Regions from separate parts of the Homo sapiens genome. Here regions 1, 2 and 4 are each linked to region 3. The links are chromatin loops, found by intact Hi-C in ENCODE. Cell type or tissue: mammary epithelial cell. All regions are shown on one strand. Each heading gives the region's core, and the rest is flanking DNA. Links, peaks and the distances in the headings are about the cores only.

The links. Peaks named below come from ENCODE experiments on the same cell type or tissue, not always from the same donor. Only the 100,000 strongest peaks of a DNase experiment are listed, where the experiment ranks them.
Region 1: it touches region 3 in a loop (5-fold over the local background); 7 of 110 quality-filtered maps call a loop at or near these places.
Region 2: it touches region 3 in a loop (5-fold over the local background); 7 of 110 quality-filtered maps call a loop at or near these places.
Region 4: a loop joins it to region 3, with 5 times the contacts of the local background. A loop is called at or near these places in 10 of 110 quality-filtered maps.

Annotation. Positions count from the first base shown.
Region 1 is chr14:93,531,123-93,535,951 of GRCh38, reverse strand. UNC79 (unc-79 subunit of NALCN channel complex) reads right to left here. Exons shown (of 52, transcript NM_001395159.1): 11 at 3,374-3,402. Among named protein-coding and RNA genes, the nearest start is that of UNC79, 100 kb to the right of the region's middle. In mammary epithelial cell, for the core only: no CTCF peak of the experiment used is centred there; a DNase peak (open chromatin) is centred at 2,301; H3K27ac peaks cover 1,598 bases.
Region 2 is chr14:93,233,021-93,235,520 of GRCh38, reverse strand. No RefSeq gene overlaps it. Among named protein-coding and RNA genes, the nearest start is that of UBR7, 27 kb to the right of the region's middle. In mammary epithelial cell, for the core only: a CTCF peak has its summit at 1,392; a DNase peak (open chromatin) is centred at 550.
Region 3 is chr14:93,332,018-93,334,517 of GRCh38, reverse strand. It overlaps BTBD7 (BTB domain containing 7), which reads left to right and starts at 1,482. Exons shown (of 11, transcript NM_001002860.4): 1 at 1,482-1,698. It also overlaps a transcript of UNC79 not described here. In mammary epithelial cell, for the core only: CTCF peaks have their summits at 1,247 and 2,139; DNase peaks (open chromatin) are centred at 1,357 and 1,947; H3K4me3 peaks cover 1,924 bases; H3K27ac peaks cover 1,907 bases.
Region 4 is chr14:93,257,853-93,260,352 of GRCh38, reverse strand. The region is part of intron 5 of BTBD7 (BTB domain containing 7); the gene reads left to right. Among named protein-coding and RNA genes, the nearest start is that of UBR7, 52 kb to the right of the region's middle. In mammary epithelial cell, for the core only: no CTCF peak of the experiment used is centred there; a DNase peak (open chromatin) is centred at 1,162; H3K27ac peaks cover 1,683 bases.

The DNA.
Region 1 (4,829 bases), core at 914-3,413, 200 kb before region 3:
TCTGTGACCAGAGGCGGGTTCTCCACACTCCTCCCATCAAGAAGTCAAGGATAGTTTCCCTCCCCTTGAATCTGGATGGGCTTGCAACTGCTTCAACCAATATAGCATGACAGAAATGATGCTTATAAAAGGACACGCAGCTTCCACTTGCTGCCTTGAGATGTTCTCTCTTCAGAAACTTCCTCATTAGATACTCCTCCCAGATCTCTGCCAGGATGCCATGAGACAGCCAAGCCACAGGGAGAGACCATGTTTCAGTCTTGAGTCAATGGCGCTGGCTTAGCCTAGTCTTCAAGTCACCCCATCCCAGAGCCCAAACGTATGATCTAGAAACCTCTAGATAATTAAAACCCTCAGCATTCAAGTCTTCCCAGATGAAGCCCCAAACATCATCAAACAGAGACAAGCTATCTCCATCATGCCCTGTCCGAATCTCTGATCCACAGAGTCTATGAACATAACTAAATGTTGCTGTTTTACGATGTAAATTTTGAGCAATTTCTTATGGAGTATCTGGATACACTGCATATGATAATATCTGGAATACCGACTAAAAGTCAACCTGCTTTATTACCACATGCCATCAATTCTAAACAATGTCAGCAATAAAATACATTTCCCCAAAAATAATCTTCAGTTGATCGAAGTTCTAAATAATTGCTAGGATTCCTACTAAGTTTTGATAATATATTTGAAAGGCCTCAACCCATGTGGATTCAGCTCATTCATTTCCAAACTAAACTAGAGAGGCTTCCCTTAGATGGAGATTCAGCTGGACATGTTTTCAAATGTTCACTCCAACCACTTTGCTTCACTGCTTTGAATTTTAAACACATAGAAATAACTCCAAGTGGTCTCACAAAATCACAGAATTGAAATAATCAAGGTCTGTCTCTTCATCTTTCCAATCACGATGCTATCATTGCTTATTTCAAATATACCATTCAGGGAATATGCAGTACAAAGAGGTAGAATACAAACTACCCAGGGCAAGCTCATACAATTCTGAACTGTTATGAACTTAATGGAAATTCTCCAAATTAATGTCTGTGTAAAACACAATGTTTATTAAAGGATAAGCAATAAAAATGTGCTAATTTGAAGCTTGTTACTAAAAATAAGTTTGTCATATAAAGAGGGAAGTGTTAAAAAATGATCTACCCTGGGTGTCAAATATGTTACGTATGTCCCCAGAGCCAAAACATGCTGATTTAGAAAATAGAACTGTTTGAAATCCTGGTCCCACAAGCTTAGAAACGATTCTCAAAGTAAGAATGGCCTCAGGATAAAGATCAAAGGAAGAATATGGTCTATGACTCTAAGATCCTTTGTTAAGGCTTCAGAAAGTTATAAGGCGATGTCTAATTGAGGCTCTCAGCTATAACAGGGCTTCTAATAATTTTAAGGGCACACTGAAACGCCCAAAATATAGGAAGGACTGCCTCAAAAATCATTATAGATGTGGCTTTGGGGGCTCAGGACCCCAATGAGATTCACTAAAAATCCACAAAGTTTTTAAGAAAGTCATACTAGCAAAAGCACCACCAGCTAAAACTAAAGAGACGCAGTTCTAAATGAAAAGAGATATATGGGACCCTAACTCCTACATGCACGAAGCAGATTGAGAAAGTTACTCAGCTGCAACATGGACCATTTCTTATTGAAAAGAAAAGATGTCTCAGAGAGTGGAGCCAAGAGCTCAGGAGGACAAGAACAGATTAGGGAACTATTTCTAGGAAACAAAACCAGATCATAATCAAGGCATGTATGCTATTCCTGGAGACAGAGGAACTGTTGATGTGTTTATGGCTGGAGCTGCTATAGACCAATGACTGCTATCTGCTTTCCCTTCCTCTTTTTGAACAGAAGCTTATTGCTATGATCCTGTCCCTGTCTCAACATTGTGTCTTGGGTGCAGAGAGGGAAGATAACTTTCCTTCTTAGTTCACAGGACTCTGAATCAAGAGAATCAGTTACCAAGAAGTTTAATCAGTGACATATCACATGCAGATCACAAGATACTAGACTTTAAGCCTGAAGCCATAAATGAATAAGACTTGTGGAGGTCATATAAAATGGTGAGCATATTTTGCATATGGAAAGAAGGTAAATAATTATGTCCAAAGGACAGATTGTGGTAGATTAAATGTGACCATAAAATTCTTGCCAATCCTTCAATAACCACAAAGATCCTATTTCTCCACTCTTTGAATCTGGGCCGGCCTTGGAACTTGCTTTGACCTGTTGAATGCTACAGAAATGATGCTGTGTGACTTCTGAGAGGCCTTGAGTGAGTGAGGCTCTCTCACTCTCTCAGAAGACTGCCACCTGTGAACAAGTCCAGCCTAGCCCCTGGACGATGAGACATCATGTGGAAAGAGAGGCCCAGACACCCCACCCATCTCACCATTCCAGCCATCCCAGCTTAGCCCCAGATATGGGAGTGAGACCATCTGGGGCCAGCCAATTCCAGCTTACCCACCAACTGACTGCAAATACATGAGTGAGCCTAGAGTAATTTATCAAAAGAACTGCTTAGCTGAGCTGAGCATAGGACAAATTGCCAATCCACAGAATTGTGATTAAATAATTGGTTGCCATATGAGACACTATGTTTTCAGATGGTTTGTTATGCATCCATAGATAACTGAGACAGCCCTCCAATATACCTACTCACAATCAACATCCCAAAAAGTTTAAATGATGTGTGCAAGGTCCACATAGGTAGGAGGGAACAGAACTGGCCAGAGTCCAAGAATCTCAACCAACTAGTCAAAAATTCTTTTTTATGACATCATACTGCCTCCTCTTACTCTTTTCAATTATTAAAACAAGAAGAGAAGATGGAGGTGGTTTAGAGAAACTATTATTAAAAAAAAACTAAAGGAAATATTAAAGGAAGAATCTTTAGCTACATGTATTGTTCAACTTACACATAAATACTTTCCATATACAGTCAGTCTGGGTATGTTTTTCACACATACAAATTGGACTATTTGCACTCCACTTCAAAACAATTGAGATTTCTAGCATACAAGATATATCCTTAACTAAAGTTAAGTACCATAAATTGCAGTATAATTCAAACCTTTTTCTAATTGGACTCCTATCCCAGAATTACACATAGGCTTTTATTGCAAATTACTGAACAAAAGCATTGTGCATAAGATGGGTGAGCAAAAGCAGAAATGGAAATAGAGACCATTTGGATGTAGCAATCTTGCATGCTAAATTATTTCCTTTACCCCTCCACAAATACAATGGCATGCATATACTGGAAACCACGGTGCAGAAATGAGGCAGATGTCAATAAATGAATTTACATACAAACACAATAAATCATGCCCCAACGACACAAATGGTTTGCTCTTACCTTTTTCTGACATATAGCAGATATTTCAGCTGTAAGGGGAAGGCACACAAAATATCAACAAAGAAAGAGAGCCCCTCTAATTTTTATTTAATTAATTAATTTATTTTTTGAGACAGTGGCTCACTCTGTCAATCAGGCTGGAGTGCAATGGCACCATCATAGCCCACCACAGCCTCTTGAACGCCTTGGCTCAAGTGATCCTCCTGACTCGCCTTCTAAGCAGCTAGGCAGTGGTGTGGGCTTCCATGCCCAGCTAATTTTTTTTTTTTTTTTTTGTAGACATGGGGTCTTACTATGTTTCTCAGGCTGTTCTTCAACTCCTGGCCACAAGCAACCCTCCTGCCTTGACCTCCCTCCAAAAGGCTAGGATTACAGGTGTAAGCCACCATGCCAGGTCTAGAGCCCATTTAAAATAAGGGCAGCCATGAAGGGGGAATCTTTTAAATCTTAGTAATATGACCTCTGGACTTGGCCCAAACAGATTTTCACTTGGCTCATAAATTATCGTCTACTTTTATTGGCTTCTAGTTTCCTCAGAAATCATGAAATAGATCTCTTTTCATCTAGTAGTGTATGTTTAGTGAGGTTAAAAACACCTGCACACTGCTACTTTTACAAATAATTTAATCTTTTCAGACATGACTTAGAAATCAAATCTTGTTAAAGCCAAACAAATTTAATCTTATTTCCCCATTTTACAGAGGACAAAACTGAGAACCACTGTGGTTAGGTAAATTCTTCAAGGTCACACAAGCTATCAATGGTAGGGGCAGACCTTGAGTTCAAGTCTCCAAATTCCCCATTTACTGTTCTTCCCATTATACTATGACACTGGGTTAATGTGATATATTTACAGCATCACCATCGGATTATTTGCAATATCAAAACTGTAGACAAAATTACTAACTTGGACTACCTAGATTTAAATTATCAATTTATATCACTCTTAACGTGTGTGTGTAAAACCAGCTGTAGGGTTATTTAAGAGAAAGCAATTTTCAAACCCACGGGTAGACCAGTTGGAGCAAGACTGTCAAATTACTGTCTACATAATGAATGCATAAGAATTCTTTTCAGTGGGCACATCAATTATTTCCATGAAAACTGATGCTGGAGAGCATTTGAAAATAAATTTTCCAAGAATTGGCTAATATGTACTCTGAAATAGTATGTACTCAAAAAATGAACTAACACCTTATTTATAGTCTATGTTACAATTTATTTAAAAGATCAAAGGTAAATGTCTCCCAAACCCTGTCTGGTAATCTTAAACTAGTGGATGAAAAAGCAACAAAATTTACAACTCATGTTTAAAAACTGGTTTTGTATAATTAATGGTTACTTGACAGTTTGATATCCTAGAGTTTATCTTAAATCATCTGAGGTTAGTGTCACATGTCTGTATAAGTAATGAAAAGTTATTGCCAATATTCCTCTAAAGATGAATATCACTGGA
Region 2 (2,500 bases), core at 1-2,500, 99 kb after region 3:
AACAGTCACAGTCCCACTCAAAAACTGTTTGAGTTTCCAAGAAGAAAAGACATTGAAGAACTACACAGGTAAGGCTCGATGTCTAACTGGTCCCAGGGGTGGGAAGGCTTTGTGTGGGAGTGACCTTGAAGGTGCAGGTGAAGGAAGAGACGAGCAACAGGGTGAGGAGTGGGGAGGGAGGGCTCCATGGAGAGACCAAGCCTGGACAGAGCTCAGGGGAGTGAGAGGGGGTGTGGGACCCTCCTAGGGCAGGGTGAGGCTTCTGAAGTTGGCTATAATGGCAACTCAAAAGCTACTAGGGCTGGGGTGGTTCACCAGATTTGCATGTTCCAAATCACTCTGGCTATTGCATGGGAAGTGGTTGAAAAGAAGCAGGAGTAGATTGAGAGGTCCAGACGGGAGGCTGCCGTAGCCGTCCAGGGGAGAGCTGCAAGCAGCCAACAAAGAGAACAGATTCGGAATCTGCTGACGGTGCCGTGTCTGCGTGACTAGGTGCTTGCTCAGTGTGGGAAAGGAGGGGGAGCCAGCTCTGGGGGGAAGATGGCGTTAGTGTTGGTCATGTTGACGCGGGAATGATTGCCAGGCAGCCAACTACTAGGTGGCAACTAGGTGTCAGCTGGGAGTCAGAGGAAAGGATTCTAGCTGGAGGCTGTGTGGGGGTTGTCCACATATATGGGTGGCACTTACAGCCTTAGGAGTAGATGGTGTGATTAGGGGAAAGGTTTAAAGGAAGATGAAAGAGGGCCTGGATGATGAACTTGGGGGACTCCAACCTTTCCAAGCCAGCTGGAGGGAGTTGCTGGCCAAGGGCAGCCTAGCAGACAGAAAGAAAACCAGCAGTGTGCTGCACAGAAGACCAGGCTGGGACAACTTGAGAAAAGAGGGAATGTGATCTTTAGAATAAATGAAGTGAAAGAAGCAGTATACAAAATAATGCATCCATATGCTCCCACTTGGAGAGAAGACAAAAAAAAAAAAGGAATGAATGCAAATACATACATAAACATTTCTGCAGCCAGGCGCGGTGGCTCACGCCTGTAATCCCTGCACTTTGGGAGGCCAAGGCAGGTGGATCATTTGAGGTCAGGAGTTCGAGACCAGCCTGGCCAACATGGTGAAAACCCATCTCTACTAAAAATACAAAAATTAGCCTGGTGTGGTGGCAGGGGCCTGTGATCCCAGCTACTCTGGAGGCTGAGGCACGAGAATCGCATGAACCCAGGAGGCAGAGATTGCAGTGAGCCGAGATTGCACCGAGCCAAGATTGCACCACTGCACTCCAGCCTGGGTAATAGAGACAGACTCAGTCTCAAAAAAAAAAAAAAAAAAAAAAATCTGCAAGAATGTGCACAGGACTCCCTCTGGAGAGGGTCATTGACAATACATGCAACTGCCAATTAATGGCATCCTTTTTGTTCTGGTTGAGTGTTTAAATGATATGCAGGTATTACTTTTTCAAGTTAATTAAAGGTAAGAGATTAAGGCTCAATTTCACTGCTATCCAAAAGTTAACCCTGTGGCTGCTGTTCCGAGGTTTTGGAAGATCAGGCCCCTAAGGCGGGTTGGGTCAGCCTCAAGGTGAAGGTGTTTGGAAGAGCAGTTTGGCGGCAGCTGGAGAGAGAAGCCAGGTGGGGCAGATGCGAGTCTGAGTGGGAGGTGAGAAGGTGGAGATGATCTGTGTAGACAGCCTTTTTGAGTAGCTTAGTGGTGGAGAGGAGGGAAACTGAAGGCGTTTGAGGAGTGAGGAGACCCGACCGAGCTGTCCCTGGAAGCTGGATGGGGTCATCATTACTGTCATCTTGTGGGCCAGTCATGAGAGACCTTGTCACATACATAGGCTTCCCTCGTCCCCTGGGAAGCTGGTTGACTTATCAACAGGAGAAGGAAGTCGGCTCTGCATCATTTGTTCTTTTTTTTTTTTTTTATACTTTAAGTTCTGGGTTACATGTGCAGAACGTATAGGTTTGTTACATAGGTATACACGTGCCATGGTGGTTTGCTGCACCCATCAACCCGTCACCTACATTAGGTATTTCTCCTAATGCTGTCCTTCCCCTAACCCCCGACCCTCTGACAGGCCCCGGTGTGTGATGTTCCCCTTCCTGTGTCCATGTGTTCTCATTGTTCACCTCCCACTTATAAGTGAGAACATGCGGTGTTTGGTTTTCTGTTCCTGTGTAAGTTTGCTGAGAATGATGGTTTCCAGCTTCATCCATGTCCCTGCAACGAACATGAACTCATCCTTTTTATGGCTGCATAGTATTCCATGGTGTACATGTGCCACATTTTCTCTATCCAGTCTACTGTTGATGGGCATTTGGGTCGCACCATTTGTTCTTAAGGACTCCTCACTTCCTATTTTCAGCTCCTCTCTCCTGGGGTTCAGAAATCATTCCACAGTAGCTGCTAGTTTGTTTTAGAAGCCTCTAGGGGACACCTGTCAGGTCACCAGTCCATAGTTTCCAGAATCTACCATCCCCCACCTAAAAGTACAAAAGCA
Region 3 (2,500 bases), core at 1-2,500:
CATTGGCTCCAATTAGATGGACCTATTTCTTTTATATTTTCTCACTTTTCCATGCATTTCTTGTCTATCGCCCTGAGGCTGTATGTTCAACTGAAGTGACCCTTACCAGCTAGAGGGGAATTTCAGGCAAGGGACTGCTACAATCTCTGCTACAATCTCCAAACCTTCAAGGATTGGGTAAGAGGGTGAAAAGGGTGAGATGGGTAAAGAAAATGAAGTAATACAAATTGGAAAGAGCTATCCTTTTCAAGGAAGTAAGGTGATGAAGAATGAGGGTGAGGAAAATACAAATCTGAAGGAAGTCCAGAGGAAAACAACAATGATATTGTCTCCAACTGAATATGAAAAGCATAAAATAATGGAGGGTCAAGAGATGGTTAAAAACACATCACAAAATTCCAAATTGCTCTTATCCTTTGAAGCTTAGAGGTGGTTTCAGAACAACAACAACAAAAAACTGTGTGACACAAAACTTGTTAAACAATGGGTAGAGATTGAAAATGCAAATACAATACTTTCAAATAAATTCCCAGAGTTGCTAATGTCTATCAGAGGAAAAGGAGGTGTAACGGTGCCTCCTCACTGGGTTCAGAATGCCTGGGTTCTGATCTTGGCTTGCCTACTTGTTAGTATTTCTGAGCCTGTCTCCTTGGTTGTAAAACAGCAATAAAAACACCTATCCTGACTACCACAAAGGGTGGCTTTGGCGTTCAAATGAAACCATGGATCTCTCTGGAAAACGACAGTGCCCCATAAATACAGTATTTTTGTTATTGCATCGCTGAAATTATTGCAAACCCCCAAACAAGGGGCATCTAGGGAAGAGCGACTTGGCTCTCCCACGTGGCGACTGTGTGTTTTCATCAATTTTGTCCTTTGTTTACAGGGGTATCTTGTTAAGGAAAACTTTTCAGTGTCTTAAAGATTATTTTTTAACCTACTACACAAGTAGCAAGGTGGTGCCTGTAAAAGTACCATGCAGACAAGTGCTTACGATAGACAAGTGCTCACTGCCAAGAAGCAGCCACCGGAATGCCAGGACTGTCAGCAATGACTTTCCGCGGAAGAGTTGTTCTCGAGAAAGATGCACTCATTGCATGCGACCACCCGAGGGACGCCGGCCGCCGAACGGAAACATGAATTCGTGGAAATGGCCATCTGGTGACGTAGTAGTGACACAGTTCTTATATTCTGATACATTTAATAATGTGTCACAATTCGCTGGACTAAGCAGGATGCTGCCACAAGAGGCAAACTCCCAGCGACCCGACGCCCGGCTCCCAGCCGACGAGCAAAAATAATGCGCGCGCACTCCGCTCCCATGGATCCAGCGAACGCACCGCCCCCCCACGCGGCCCGACTCGCGCGGCGACGTCGGGCCACGTGACCCTGAGCGGGACGACGGCAGGGGAGGGCGGGGGCTCCGGCCGGCTCCGCAGCGCCGCGCAGGCGCCCCAGGGCCACGCCGAACCGAGCCCCTCCTGCTCCGTCTAGGAGTCAAAATGGCGGCGAGGGGAACCTGGAGCAGTCCCGGAGCCTGAGCCACTGACAGGAGAGGAGAGGGCGGCGGCGGCGGCGGTGGGAGGAGGATGGCCGGGGGTGCTGGCGCCGGTGCGGACGGCGGTGCTGGTGGCGGCGGCGGCGGAGGCGACGGCAGCGGTCCCAGCGGCAGCAGCAGCGGCGGGAGGAGCCTCCGGGGTGAGTGTCCCTTGGTGTCTCTGAGGCTGTGGAGCCGAGGCTGTGTCCGGTGTGGCGCGGGGCGTCCGGGAGAGGAAGGGGCTGTTCTTAGGCGTGGGGGCGCCGGGGCTGGGGCCAAGCCGCCGCGGGAGGCGCTGGGGCGCCGGGCGGGGAGGGGCCAGTCGTCCGTCTGGGGCTGAGGCGCGGCGGCGCCGGACTGGCCGGTCTCTGTGCGCTCCGAGGGGCGGGCTGGAGCGCGCCGCCGTCCCTGGGGCAGGGGCGCGAGGTGTGGCGCTCGGGGCGGGGAGAGCGGCCCGAGGGAGTCGCGACGGCAGCCCGGCCGGCTTTGGGCTCCGGGCGCCGAGGGGCGGGACCCGTCGCTCCCAGGACGCTGAGAAACCGCTCCCGAGACGGGGGCGCGTGTTTACCCGGGTGCGGGGTTGCGACCGCCAGGGGTGGGCGTGAGAGTGGCCGGCGGGGTCTGGGAAGGGAGCAGGCCTGAGGACTGCTACTCCCAGGGGAAGTTAGATTGTCCGGGTAAGTTACTATTGCGGGATAAACCTGGAATTGAGCTTTGACAGGTTGGGAGGGAGACAATACCGAGTGTTTGATAAAGAAGAGGAGGCTGTGCTTGTTGGACTACTTGAATGGCAAAAAGTGTGCATATTTCAGTACCTTATTTGCACAGTGTTTGCTAGCTTTACCCCGAGGGTGAGAACTTTCTCACCGTTTTTCAAGAAACTCTGAGGAGTGTTGTTTCTCCTGTGAACTACAATTGCACGTCTTCACATACCAGCACAGATAATAAGTACTCTGGAGTAGG
Region 4 (2,500 bases), core at 1-2,500, 74 kb after region 3:
ATGTACTGAATCTAAATTTAAAATTTTTAATTGAAAAATTAAATACCAATTTCCTTTTTCTGTCACCTTTCGATAGTTTTATTTAGATATAATTTATGTATCTTAAAGTTCACCGGTTTGAAGTGTTCAAGTCAGTGGATTTTAGTACCTTTATAGAGTTGTTTTGTCACATTTTTAAATATAAAAAATGTTGTGCTAAACCTGCCTTTAAGCCTTTTTATAGTGTTTCTTTAATATGCTACTATCCAAGCTCTAGGGAACAAAAGCAGTCCTTCTATTTTATTTCTCCAATTTTTTTTCTGTGGCTGGCAAAAACCTTTAGCAATTCTCAGATTTGAATGTGTTTATTTTTATTTTTAAAATTTTATTTCAGAGAGCAACAAAGTTATGATTTTTGTTTTTGATTTATTTTTTTATTTGAGATGGAGTCTTGCTGTGTTTCCCAGGCTGGAGTACAGTGGCGCGATCTCAGCTCGCTGCAACCTCTGCCTCCCGGGTTCAAGCTATTCTCCTGCCTCAGCTTCCCGAGTAGCTGGGATTACAGGCACGTGCCACCACGCGTGGCTAATTTTTGTATTTTTAGTAGACACAGGGTTTCGCCATGTTAGCCAGGCTGTTCTCGAACTCCTGACCTCAGATGATCCACCATGCCCAGCAAGTTATGAATTTTTTAAAATATGAAAACCATTACAGTTGATTTAGAAAGTTTTTTAAATGCCAGCATACAATTAGTTCTCATTCGTAGCTTTTATATTTGTCAACTTACCTAGTCACTGAAATTTATTTGTAACCCCAAAATCAATACTGGTGATACTTTCATGGTCATTCACGGAGTAGCAAAAAGCTTGGTCTCCCAACAAGCACATTCCCAGCTGAGTTCTAACAAGACAGAGGCACTCTGCCTTCTTGTTTCAGATCTCCTTACCAAGTGCCACATTTTTTACATTTTTATGTTTTCGTGATCTCACTGTTCAAGATGGCCCCCAGGTGTAGTACTGAAGTGCTGTCTAGTGTTCCTGAGAACAGGAAGGCTGTGGTGTGCCATACAGAGATAATACATGAGTTAGGTAAGCTTCATTCAGGCGTGAGTTACAGTGCTGTTGGTTGTGAGGTTAGTGTTAATAAATCAGCCACATATATTAAATAAAGTGTCTTTAAACAGAAACACATAAAACAAGGTTCTGTCTTAATCATTGGACAAAAATGTTGTACCCAGAGGTTCACAGGAACCTAACCCTGTGTTTTCCCTATGAGCAACAGTTCAGTATATGCTGATTCATTGTTTGTGTTGACTTTATAACTACTTCAGATAATAAGAACCGATTGTATATAACTCTGTGTAAATGTTATAGACCATAAGCTTGTTCAGTGATGTAAAGTTGGTAATGATGAAATGTCATTTATTTGGGGCAGATAACAGGCATCTGCCTGTTAAGGGTTAAAATTTTCCTTAGAAAAATAGTTGCTAGGCCAGGCACGGTGGCTCACGCCTGTAATCCCAGCACTTTGGAAGGCCAAGGTGAGTGGATCACCTGAGGTCAGGAGTTTGAGACCAGCCTGGCCAACATGGTGAAACCCCATCTCTACTAAAAATAGAAAAATTAGCTGCGTGTGGTGGCGGGTGCCTATAATCCCAGCTACTTGGGAGGCTGAGGCAGGAGAATCGCTTGAACCCAGGAGGTGGAGGTTGCAGTGAGCCAAGATCATGCCACTGCACTCTAGCCTGGGCAACACAGCAAGACTCCATCTTAAAAAATAATAATAAAAAAATAAATAAAAGGTAGTTTCCACACTGGGTTAGTGGAAGGTTCTTCTGCAAGGATAAGAAGGAAGCTAAGTGAACCAGGCCATAGCTTTGTTTCAGTCAGTTTTATACAGGAGGATTCTGCACTTACCTGTCACATATTTGGGGGTTTCATGTAAGATTTTATATGAAAACAGGATGTCACTACTTTAAGAAAAAAAAATATTTTGAAAAGCAGAATGCCTTAAATAAGTATGAAGCTAAATCATAGCTAGGCAAGGGGGAAAAAAATGACTCTTTTCTACACAGTTAACAATTTTATTCTGAATGAATCCAGAAAAAAACTTAGCTTCTCAAAAACAATCAATTCTCTCTCTCTCTCTCTCATACACACACACACACACACACGATTTAAGGAAGATACCAGTTTTCCTGTAGAATATTTGAAAAAAATCCAGCATTTCATGAATAATAAGATCTTATTCTGTGTTAATTTTTTTAAGAAAAAAATTACAGACCCCTAGATTAAAGCCATGATTAAAGATTTCCAAATTACATAATTTTTCTTCCCACCTCAATAGCATAAGCATACATGTATTTCAGATTGTTGTTCACTAATGCCCAATGAAGAAATCATTCTCTGCCTTGGATGATGGACATATATTACATGTCAAAGATCAAAGGGTCTACTTTTATGCAGTAATGTTCCCATATTATGGAAATTTGGGAGATTTTCATAAAAATCTTAAAACCAAA